Linked DNA regions of Homo sapiens: region 2 is linked to region 1. The links are chromatin contacts, found by Hi-C or POLR2A ChIA-PET in ENCODE. All regions are on one chromosome and are shown on one strand. The core of a region is the stretch at or near the end of the contact, and the rest is flanking DNA. Distances in the headings are between cores, read along the strand shown.

What was found. Hi-C counts contacts between places; a loop is a spot of excess contacts on that map. ChIA-PET counts read pairs that join two places held with the same protein, here RNA polymerase II (POLR2A). Pooled maps may share reads with other maps.
Region 2: a loop to region 1 is called in a map of endometrial microvascular endothelial cells, with 6 times the contacts of the local background. The contact joins two enhancer-like sites. A Hi-C loop is called at or near these places in 15 of 168 maps with a recorded cell type or tissue (CD4-positive, alpha-beta T cell, DLD1, Right ventricle myocardium inferior and 12 more), 1 of 37 single-sample maps with no recorded cell type and 11 of 50 pooled maps. POLR2A ChIA-PET finds 5 or more read pairs at or near these places in 3 of 52 experiments (MCF 10A and WTC11).

Annotation. Positions count from the first base shown.
Region 1 is chr9:70,395,249-70,400,766 of GRCh38, forward strand. All of the region lies in intron 1 of KLF9 (KLF transcription factor 9), which reads right to left. LOC124900273 (a long non-coding RNA gene) reads right to left here. Exons shown (of 2, transcript XR_007061576.1): 2 at 1-5,518. Among named protein-coding and RNA genes, the nearest start is that of KLF9-DT, 16 kb to the right of the region's middle. RefSeq lists an enhancer at 2,914-3,216 and a silencer at 3,167-3,216. Within about 2 kb of position 3,048, at least 6 of the 41 ENCODE cell types and tissues checked have a DNase peak (open chromatin) inside an H3K27ac peak, as active enhancers do.
Region 2 is chr9:70,586,229-70,591,746 of GRCh38, forward strand. TRPM3 (transient receptor potential cation channel subfamily M member 3) reads right to left here. Exons shown (of 26, transcript NM_001366145.2): 22 at 4,803-4,977. Among named protein-coding and RNA genes, the nearest start is that of KLF9, 170 kb to the left of the region's middle. Within about 2 kb of position 3,448, at least 13 of the 41 ENCODE cell types and tissues checked have a DNase peak (open chromatin) inside an H3K27ac peak, as active enhancers do.

The sequences.
Region 1 (5,518 bases), core at 1,798-4,297:
GGCTTAGATGTCAGGTAAAAGAAAAAAATTAAATCTTAGTCCCTACCTCATACTTTTCACTCAAATGATTTCCAAATGGGCTATAAATGTAAATGTAAAAAATAAAGCCATAACGATAAAATATAGGTGAGCATTTTTAGAATCCTGGAATAGAGACTTTCTAAACATGAAACCAAAAGCAAAATCCTACTTGAAGGATAGTTTTGAATACGTAAAAATGTTAAACTTCTGCATGTTAAAAATATATATAAGTAGAAAAATTTAAGAATCAAAATAAATTAAAAGAAATTGAAGCATATGACAAAATGTTAAAATCTGTAACACAGAAAGGACTTGCAAATCAAAAAGGAACAGCCCAACTTAATAAAAGTGGGCAAGGATGCAAATAAATAATTTATAAAGTAAGAAATACTGGCCAGACGTGGTGGTTCATGCCTGTAATCTCAGCACTTTGGGAAGTCGAGGCAGGCAGATTGCTCGAGCCCAGGAGTTTGAGACCAGCCTGGGTAACATGGCGAAACCTCATCTCTACTAAAAATGCAAATATTATCCAGGCTGTGTGGTGCACACCTACAGTCCCAGCTACTCAGGTGGGAGGATCACTTGAACCAGTGAGACAGAGGTTGCAGTAAGCTGAGATTGTGTCACTGCACTCCAGTCTGGGTAACAGAGCCAGACGCTGCCTCAAAATAAATAAATAAATAAATACATAAATAAAATACTAATGACCAAGAAATAAATACGAAAATATTTAATATTTCATACAAAAATATATTCAATCTCACAAGTAATCAAAACATGCCAATTAAGACACCAGCAAGATATCTGTGAGGCTAGTGAAAACGTTAAAAAATCTGTTCATACCGACCACTGGTGGAGGCATGAGGAAACAGGCCCTCTACCACACTGGTGGGATTTATAATTAATCCAGGGCCATCTGGCAATATTCTCCTGCAGATTATTTTTGGCAATTAATTTGATAATAATTAGATAGAGACATGAAAAGGGATACCAGCATTGCTTATGAGAGCTAAAAGGTGGTAACTTAAATGCTCAAAAATAAAGGGCTGGTTTAATACATAAAGTATATCCTTACAGGGGACTAATATGTACCTGTGAAAAAGGTACCAGACTGTTATATAATGAAATGGAAAGATGTTAGCCATACACTGCTAACTGAGAAGAACAATGTATGATCAGCTGCATAAGTGTGTGAATATATATGGAGAGAAAAAAATCCTGTTGCCCACAAAATATGGGCTGGCTGAGGTGGTTCATGCCTGTAATCCTAACACTTTGGGAGGCTGAGGCAGGAGGACTATTTGAAGTCAGGAGTTCAAGACCAGCTTGGGCAACACAGTAAGACCCCATCTCTACTACAATTTAAAATTAAAAAAATATTAAGTAAAAAGAATATATACAAAATTTGAACAATTACTATCTACCAGTGAGGAGATAAAGAATAACTTCTACTTCCTTTTGTAATTTTTCCCTATGTTTTCTGATTTTTTAAACAGTGAGTATAAATTTCTTTTATGAGAAAAAGTCAGAAAAAGTTATTTTAATATTTTTTAAAAGTCTTACAGAAAACAGCGATACATCTGAGTTTAAACCATTCCACAAATGGCTTGATCAAGAATATATTCCAGGCCAGACATGGTGGTTTATGCCTGTAATCCCAGCACTTTGGAAGGCTGAGGAGGGAGGACTGCTTGAGGCCCAGAGTTCAAGACCAGCATGGGCAACATAGTGAAACCTCATCTCTTAAAAATTTTAAAAGGAATATATTCCATGGGCATGGAAGTGGAGGGCAGTAGGTGATTTACTTTCTATTGAGAAATTACTGGGACACTTCAGTAAGTGATCCATGACCAAAGAGAGAAGAGTCATTTTGTCTTCTTCTCAAACTAATTGTCAGAAAGTCAGAAACTTCCTGGCCCGGTGTGATGGCTCACACTTGTAAACACCTGTAATCCAGCACTTTGGGAGGCCAAGGGGGGTGGATCGCTTGAGGTGAGGAGGTTGAGACCATCCTGGCCAACATGGTGAAACCCTGTCTCTACTAAAAATACAAAAATTAGCCAGGCATGGTGGCACATGCCTGTAATCCCAGCTACTCGGGAGGCTGAGGCAGGAGAATCGCTTGAACCCTGGAGGTGGAGGTTGCAGTGAGCTGAGATTGCACCACTGCACTCCAGCCTGGGTGACAGAGTGAGACTCTGACTAAAAAAAAAAACAAAACGGAGAAAGTCAGAAACTTCCTGAATATACTACATCTGTCTTCTCACTCCTCTATTTCCACCTCTCCTACTTTTTCCATATGTGAAAGGGACATGGCCCTCTTATAAGAACAGACAGGAACCTTCCTTCAGAGGTGGAAATGCACAAACAGTAACAGTAGGGTTGCCCAACAAAGGAGTGTCCTTGTTAGAAAGCAGGTGAGAGGAGTCAGATCATGAAGAAGTGCAAAGATTTGAGTCTAAGAAAGCATTCATGGACCAGACTGGTGGGGAATGCATCCACATAGACCTGCCCTGACCCTAGGCCTCAAGCACCCCATTTGTCCATCACCATCTGGCTTCTCTCCTCACCAAAAAGCAATGTCAACATGCAGGTACGAAACATGAACAGTTGCTTTTTTCCCATTCTCCATTACCCTCATGTGCAGAACCACCAATACACATTACGGAAGAGGTGTGCAGGCCATTCCTGGGTACAGAGAAGTCCACATTTTTCTGCATACATCATTTCAATGAACACTGAACTCAAAAATCATTCATTCAAAAGTCTCCTGTTTATCAGAAATATTGCTTTGCATGTAGATGTTCTGAACGAATAAAAATGTTAAATAGGCTTTGAAAGAATAATCCTGCCTGAATGCCATCCCATCATATTACTACCATTTGCTTCTGACCTCTCACTGAATCCTGCTTGTGATTTGGCTTCCGTTTATATTGTATTTGTTGATACAACAGAGACAGTGTAGGGCTTAGGTGTGAGATTTTACTTCCGGATCTCTGTGTTTATCTGTAGAAAGCAACTTGTCCTATGCTTTAGGTTCTGAAATGAGAAGTGGGTGTGTGTCTCTGACATCTGTATGCAGCACTTCCTCATTTAAGCATGTCAGAGTCTAAGAAGCAAGCATATCCAAATATCGTGCACACATTCCCAACCTCAGCTATCTGTGAGACAGCACATGCAGTTCCAGCAGACCTCAAACAAAAGACAGCAGATAACAGAATTTTTTTTTTTTTTTTTGAGATGGAGTCTTGCTCTGTCACCCAGGTTGGAGTGCAGTGGCACGATCTCGGCTCACTGCAACCTCTGCCTCCCGGGTTCAAGCAATTCTCGTGTCTCAGTCTCCCAAGTAGCTGGGATTACAACAGGCACCTGCCACCATGCCCAGCTAATTTTTGTATTTTTAGTAGAGACAGGTTTTCACCATGTTGGCCAGGCTGGTCTTGAACTCCTGAGCTCAGGTGATCTTCCTGCCTTGGCCTCCCAAAGTGCTGAGATTATAAGGATGAGCCACTGTGCCCAGCTGACAACAGATTCTTGCCTCTTTAGGTTCTTGATTCAGCAAAAACTATACATTTTCTTTTTCTTTTTTTCTGTGAGGCAAGGTCTTGCTCTGTCACCCAGTGACGTGATCTTGGCTCACTGCAGCCTCAACCTCCCAGGCTCAAGTGATCCTCCCACCTCAGCTTCCCAAGTAGCTGGACCACAGGTGCATGCCACCACACCCAACTAATTTTGTTTATTTTTTGTATAGTCAGGGGTCTTACTATGTAGTCCAGGCTGGTCTCAAACTCCTGGGCTCAAGTGATCCTCCTGTCTCAGCCTCCCAAAGTGCTGGGATTACAGCCGTGAGACACTGCACCTGGCCAAGAGCTGTCTTGAAGTCTCAGTTATATGGCCCTGCCTGAAAACTAAAAATAGTGCAGAGGCAAAATGTGGACCCTAAACATAAATTTTTAACACAATGAAGATCTGCCTCTTGGTGTAGTGTGATAAAAGATCATAAAAGTCAGAGTAACAGAATTTAGAGGTGGATGAAATCTTAGGGATCCTCCAAAGGCCCAGAAAGATGATGCAACCTCCCCACAACCACATAGCTAGCCCTTCAAAGACCAGACCCTGGCCCAGACTAGGTAATTCCTGCCATCCCAGACTATGCTGCCTTTGTTCAGCTATTTGTGGGAAACATAGATAATAAATATCTACCTAGGCATTAAATATTGAACAAGATATAAATGCCTAATGGCAAAGCTATCCCAAGAACAGATTCTTTGAATCTTTGCAATTTTGGTGATTTTTATCACCATGGAATTCAAACCTGTCATGTTTTAGATGAAGCCAACTCAGAGGGCAGATGACGTGCCCAAGGACGCCCTGCACAATAGTGTGTGACCAGATTAAAACCAGGTTTCAAATTGCTCCTTCAGTTTTATGCACAAAATGAGATTAGATGTGAAAGAAGAGCCTGGACTCAAACTAAAAGCACAGAGACTGACCTTTCACAGTGCCTTTTTTTCCAATTCTCTGCCTTCCAGGCCCTTCCTTCCAAATGCATTGCCTCAGGGGGATCAGACATAGTTTAGGATAAATAAGTTGCCACTGAGCTTTAATTTTCAAAGTAGCATTTAGAAAACCTAAGTCCTTGAGCTTAAAAAAACTCTCAATTTGCCAGATCTTCCAACCAAGACATGAGGGGCAGAAAAAGAGAAAGAGCTGGTAGGACTGTATTAGAGACACAGAGGTCTCTAAGAAATATCCAGGTCTTTATTCTCCTTGTAGAGACAGCCTTCGAGACATGCCTAGAGGAAGTGCCTTATACAAATAAGGTCCTCTTGGAAGCCCCACACAGGCCATAACACCTGAGGAGTTGGGGAGCTACAGCTGAGAGGGGTCTCAGTGTGCGCACCCTTCTAAAGTGCAGGGTGGGGAAAAGGACTGTGTTCCTGAGCCCAAAACTGTGCTGTTGGAGAAATCCACAGGAGGACTGGGTCACAGTGCAAGGATCTAACACCCAGAGCCACTGATGTCAGCCTGTGAGGATGGGGACACAGGCAAGTGCATGACAGACGTCTCAGTGGACATCACCACAAGGTCAAAGGACAGCATGCAACATGGATGGCTCTCCCACGAGGCTGAAACAAGAGATGAGCCCCATGCCCACCAAACAGAAGATCACTCCCAGGGAAAGGAAAGGCAAGGGACCCCGAATTAGAGAGAGAACCCTGATTTTGCAAACATTTAGCCAAAAGAGAATACAATTTAATGCAGAAGTAACTGAGACCCTGAAATGCCAAGAAAAAGATTGTCCCCCAGCAGCAGAAATGGAGAGACTGATGCCTGATTAGTCAACACGTACTCTACCTGCTAGGCTGTGGCATTCATAAGGACTCATGGTGAAAAGTGATGCCACTCCAGCAAGTGTTTCCATCCAGGTTTTTCCCTCTGGGCTCAACCTCTGCACACTGTATGCACACCACAGTATGGCTGCAGTGGCCATAAA
Region 2 (5,518 bases), core at 2,198-4,697, 190 kb after region 1:
TCACATGTATCTCTGTGCTCTGGTTCCCAGCTCACAGTACAAACAAAATAAATATTCATTGACTGAAGAAAGAATTCAAAGTGGAGTCCAACCTGTGAGAAAATGCTAATTAAATGTTATGACAATAGAACAAGTGTTGATCAAAACAGCGTCCGGAATCATCACAAAGTCCTGTCTGCAGATAGCTCTGTTATTTGTAAATCCATTAAGCCTCAGTTTGTATTAGTAAACAAGTCAGGTGGGTATTCTCTATAACGTGAGCTGGCTTTCAGGGACAGAAAATGAGGATGGTGCCTCATATTGGCTTGCTTCCTTAGCAATTTGTGAAAACAAAACCCAACAAAACAAAACCCTTTCCCAAAAGTTGGCACTGGCTCAAGTTTTCCTTTTCCAAAATACTTTTTTGGTCAAGCAACACTCCCCACGCTATAGCTGTTAGGCATTAGTGTGCTCTGAATCCATTAGAGAAGGTCAGTTCAGAATACTAAACAGATGCACAGCCCTGAGTCTTGAGAACTGGAGTTTCATGATTGCAATGCATAACAATAGTCATCTTCGTTCATGCTGCTCTAAACTTCACCATAAGCAGGCGTATTTTAGAGACTGGCTCCTTGAGATGTTCTGATTTCCACATGGGAAGTGAGGAACAATTAATTTGAGGCAGAAAAATAATTCAGGAATGTGTTTTGGCTTTACATGCACACACATGACAAAAACAACACTTTAAATTCAGTCAACATCACAGAGACAACATGGACACAAAGGAGCAAGGATTTTTTTTTTTTATAGCAAACCTTTGTACTAAATATATACATACATAAATAAAGCAAAAACAAAACAAAAACCTTCCTACCCCAGACTACCTATTAATTTTAGATGGAAAAGCCCTAGGCAGTAAGAAAAAAAAGTAACCCAGGCATTAAGTAGATTGGATAGCTAATTTGGAGTGAATGGAAAGGGCTAGATAATATTAAGTTGTCATGGTAGAAAGTAAGTTTTGGACATTCTGCTTTCACATTACTATCTAAACTTGTAAAAATACTCAGAGAAGCAGAAAGGAGGACTAAATTTAGACCCTTACTTAATGCATTCAAGAGCATGATTCATTTTCCTCCTGCCCTGGTACAGCCTGGGGAATCTGAATATACAGCCAGCAGCACATGGATGCCCTGTAAATAAATGAAAGTCGCATTCATTCAGGGGCTGGAGAAAGCCAGAGACACCCCGTTTTCCCTGCCAACAAAGGTGCACTTCTAGGCACCTCACACACCAGAATGCAGAACCAGATTTCTAAGCTGGCAAGAGTCCATCTAATTTTAGCTTTGCTCCGGCCTTGGCATGAAATGCTGCTGGGGTGGAAATGAATTCTGCTGCTCCTCTTTTCTAAGTGGCTTTTCTCCTCAAGCTCCAGTGGGATCCTGACCAGCTCTCAGAGGCCATGCCACATGGGTCACACTGATGAGACTACCCAAAAGGGTGTCATCATTTGGTAGCCATGCATTTAACAACCCAGGGCCTAAGTTGTTTCATGGTAGCCCTTAGATTGGTTCTTGGAGAGCTAGGATTCTATATAGCAAACACGTGAAGACAATTTTGGGCTATTTGAAAGAAACCAGACAAACCAAAAAGGAACCAACCACACAACAACAGCAAGTTGCATTCCCACGAATTAAATCAAGGTGGTAGGCAAAGTTTCCGGGTAGAGCGGACAGTCACTGTCCCTTCCCCAGGTTCCTTATCTTCTGCTTCCAATCACATTCTCTCACTCTCCTCTGCTTCCAAACAAAACAAACATTTCAGTCTCCACAGAGAACTTAGATTAAGGCTGAACTATCATTTGTGTTTAGTTCAACATGGCTTAGAGGTGAAAAGCACCTAAATTATGTTGTGACTTTACAGCGACTCCATTTTCTTTCCTTTGGGTTTAGTTTTAAGCACATTTGGAAAGTAACCTTAGAAGTTTCATTCCAGTATCTTAGGCTTTATTGATCTTATCGATCTTTGATCTCTGTGTTTAGAACAAATAACAGAAGAAAAGGTGGAAGGCATATCAAAGATCTGTAGCAAGGTAACATTGCCTCCCAGAAGTGAGGGCATCAAAGCCGCCCTCTCTTCTGAGGTGTATGATTGATGTTAAAAACCCACCCCAAGGGCCCTATTGTACATCCATATACGTCCAACCCAATTAAGAAAGAGTATTTTCCCAAACATGAAATGGGCTTAGCAATTCTGAAGTAAAAAAAAAAAAAGAGTTAGCTATGGAGCACACGCATTCCGTTAGAAATGAGTCACTCTGCGAAGGTGTGTTTGAATGAGCAGCATTTCAGAAGGCCCGCACGGGGTACACCCACAGGATGGGACTGGAGACCCTGGGAAGGGCTGTGGGTCCAGGCGGATATGAGATCCGATCAGCCTGAAAACATGCTTCACAAACCAACCTGGGCACGACACAGAAAAGAGGCAAGACGTCGTAGGGCAGCATAAAAGATTTGTACCTTTCTCAAATAGCTTGGTACTTGGGACTCCAGAGCAGTTCTGAATGACCAGCTAGGGCAGTCACCCAATCCCCACTGGGCCCATCCAGGGCCATAACATGAATATTAAATCATTTGGAGGACAGGAATGTTCAATGACCTTGGCCAAATGTCATGACAGATTTTGGGGGCAGCCTTCTATATCCATTTGAGAAAGGACAAATACTCACTAGCACTAGACAGAAAACTGGCTGATTTAGCTTAGAACAGTGGCTACCATTGTAGCTCTTTCAGAACATCGAAAAGGAAGGTAAGTGGTTGGGGAAGGGCATCACGAAGGCTGCATCTATCCAAGGCTGGGTCAGTTATACATTGAGGTTTGGAGTCGAAATTTATTCTCACACACGTAGAGCTCCACAGATCTAATTAACAGTGTGGGAAATCTATTTTCATGTTTCACTCACACAGAACACATCTTCTCTGTCTCCAGGGGGTTTTCAAGTTCTAAACTACAATCAGCCCTTCTTTTAAAATAACAATAATAAATCCTCTTATTCAGCCAGATGGTGGTGTTTGTTGCACTAGGCTGGGTTCATAGTACAACATCAATAAATGGCCACTTGTAGAGGGACAGACAGAATCCCATTTATAAAACACACCTACACCTCCCTCCTTCTCCCATCCCAAAATGTGGCATTGTCAAAACTTCCCTGGGGGCTTAATCTCATTTTGGAGCAGAAAGGAAAACTAAAAAAGGCAAAATAATGTAACTAAGTGGAAAAACAATTTCTTGGGGGGAAATAGCACATTTAATCTCTGAGGAAAATGGTCATAGGTGGGTTTTTAAAAAGTGTTGTTTTGCCTTTAGGGACTGTTTGAAAGCAGGCTCTCAAAAGGATTTTCCCCAGTCCCTGGCAAGCTGTCTTGGTGAAGGCTGCACATTGTCAGCCAAAGATATTACAACCAGGAGATGGAGTTAAAATTCTTCCTCAGTGAGTTGGCTAAGTCTCATGAAACAAGTATTTGTTCCAATTAGGTGTTCCAAAAAGTCTTGATTGCCTTAGATAACGCATTTTGAGAAGGAAAGTGTGTTTGTTCAAAATCCATCGTGGAAGAATAAATGACGTACCGGTGTGTTCTGTTGCCAACGTACACATCCTCTTCACAGGCCTGGAGGACTCACACTCTTTGCTGCCTTGTCCCTATTTTCCTGGTCTCAGTCCTACCGGGGATGGGCAGTGGGAGTGGGGATGCTAACTAGTCTCTGCTCCTGCTCTTAATAAGCTATACTACCTGGTTATGCAACCCTAATCCATGTCCACAGTCCAGGGCTCAGACGGCTGGCCTGTCAGCAAAAAAATGTCTGAAAAATGTTAATTCAACAATGTTGGAGGGATGTTATTTCCAGAACTAAACTCCTCAGGGGAAATGAGAAATCATTGCTCCTGGGATTCAACTCCTCCACACTGAAAGATGTTTCTTTAATGATGCTTTCTTCCCAAAAAATTTCCCAATGCCTGGTGTGTCCTGACATTTGGTCCCAGTAAAATCCTGGAACAGACTCCTAGGATACAACTATCTTCAAACTCCATACAAAAGGAGTGTTTATTACAGAGAATCGGCATCTATTAGGGCATGAAACCTTGGGGGCTTGCTGGCATTCACTCCCCACACTGAATCGTTTCATAATATAGATACTATTTTCTTTTTGGCATTTATAGCAAGCAACTCAGTTTATGACCTAAGGCATTTTCCATACTTCCAGGCAATGAATACCAGCTTCCTATGAGTCTCAATAGCACATAATTTAAGACAGTGGGAAAGGGAGTTGGAGAATAGTTTCCAGTGCAAGAAAAATACCATGCAGATGTTTGCCCTTACTCTTGAATTCTGATGGTGAAATCGAGCATTGTTTATTTGTTCTGAAGTCCAACTCAAGAAATTTATTTTCTAAAGGCTGGGGTAGAGGTAGGGAGGTAGTGACATAAAATATTCCTGATACTGAAATATTCAACACATGGCCCTGGGAGTTTGAATCATAAAGTAATTTAGATCTTTCTAAGTGGTTCATTGTTTGATCAAATTTGGTATACCAGATGTCGATTCGTGTCACAGAACATGACATACCTAAAGAAATACCCAAGAACTACTTTGCTAAAATTGTGTATTCACCTTCTGTAATTTTTGTTTCCTCCAAGATAGCAAGCTAGGAATCAGTCCTCTATCTTGAGCCATTTATTGAGAACAAACAAATGAACTTGGAAAAGACATAACCGAATTGAATTTAAATACCTGACTTTGGTGTATGAGAATCATAAACTTGCTTACGGTCTATCTGGTCCGCAAACACTTCCCCATAAATCATCCAATAGGGCATGTAGAAGATGTTCTTGGCCAGTTTCCATGATGGCTCCTCATTGGGAAAAAGGATGGCTTGCCTGGCGACCCCAAAGCTCATCAGAACCACCAGCATAATGATGACAAAGTACATCATGTCTATCATCTGGAAGGGTGGGGAAGCAGAGGGAGAAACAAGAGAAAACCCATATGATTGAGTGTTCTTATAATTGCTGACAATGATGGGAACCTTTGGAGGAGGTCCACTTTCTAGACTGCTGGGAAGGGATGTTTAGACAGGGAGTTGTGTCCAGATAAGAAGATGCTTGGTCTGTTGAAGCCAGTGTCCACAGAATTCTATCAGTGACTCAAAAAACATTTCAAAAAGTGCACACACAGATGAAGCCTCTTCGTTTTTCATTGCTGTCTGTGGGACCGAGCATAGGTCCCACATAGGCTAGGCATAGGAGTCATATAAATGGAAGCTTAGGCCTCTGTGTGAATCAGGTGCTAACTTTTTCTCTGCTCCTGGGGGAGGCAAGTGTCCTCTTTGGGTCTCTTTCTTCTTAGAGAAACTGGAATTGGGAGAGTTGAACTATTCCAAGAGCGACTGCAATGCTGTAAACCTCCTTTCTAAGTTCTGAAAGGCTAATGAAAAATTGGAAAGCTCAAAAACAAAACAAAACAACAACAACAAAAACTGCCTA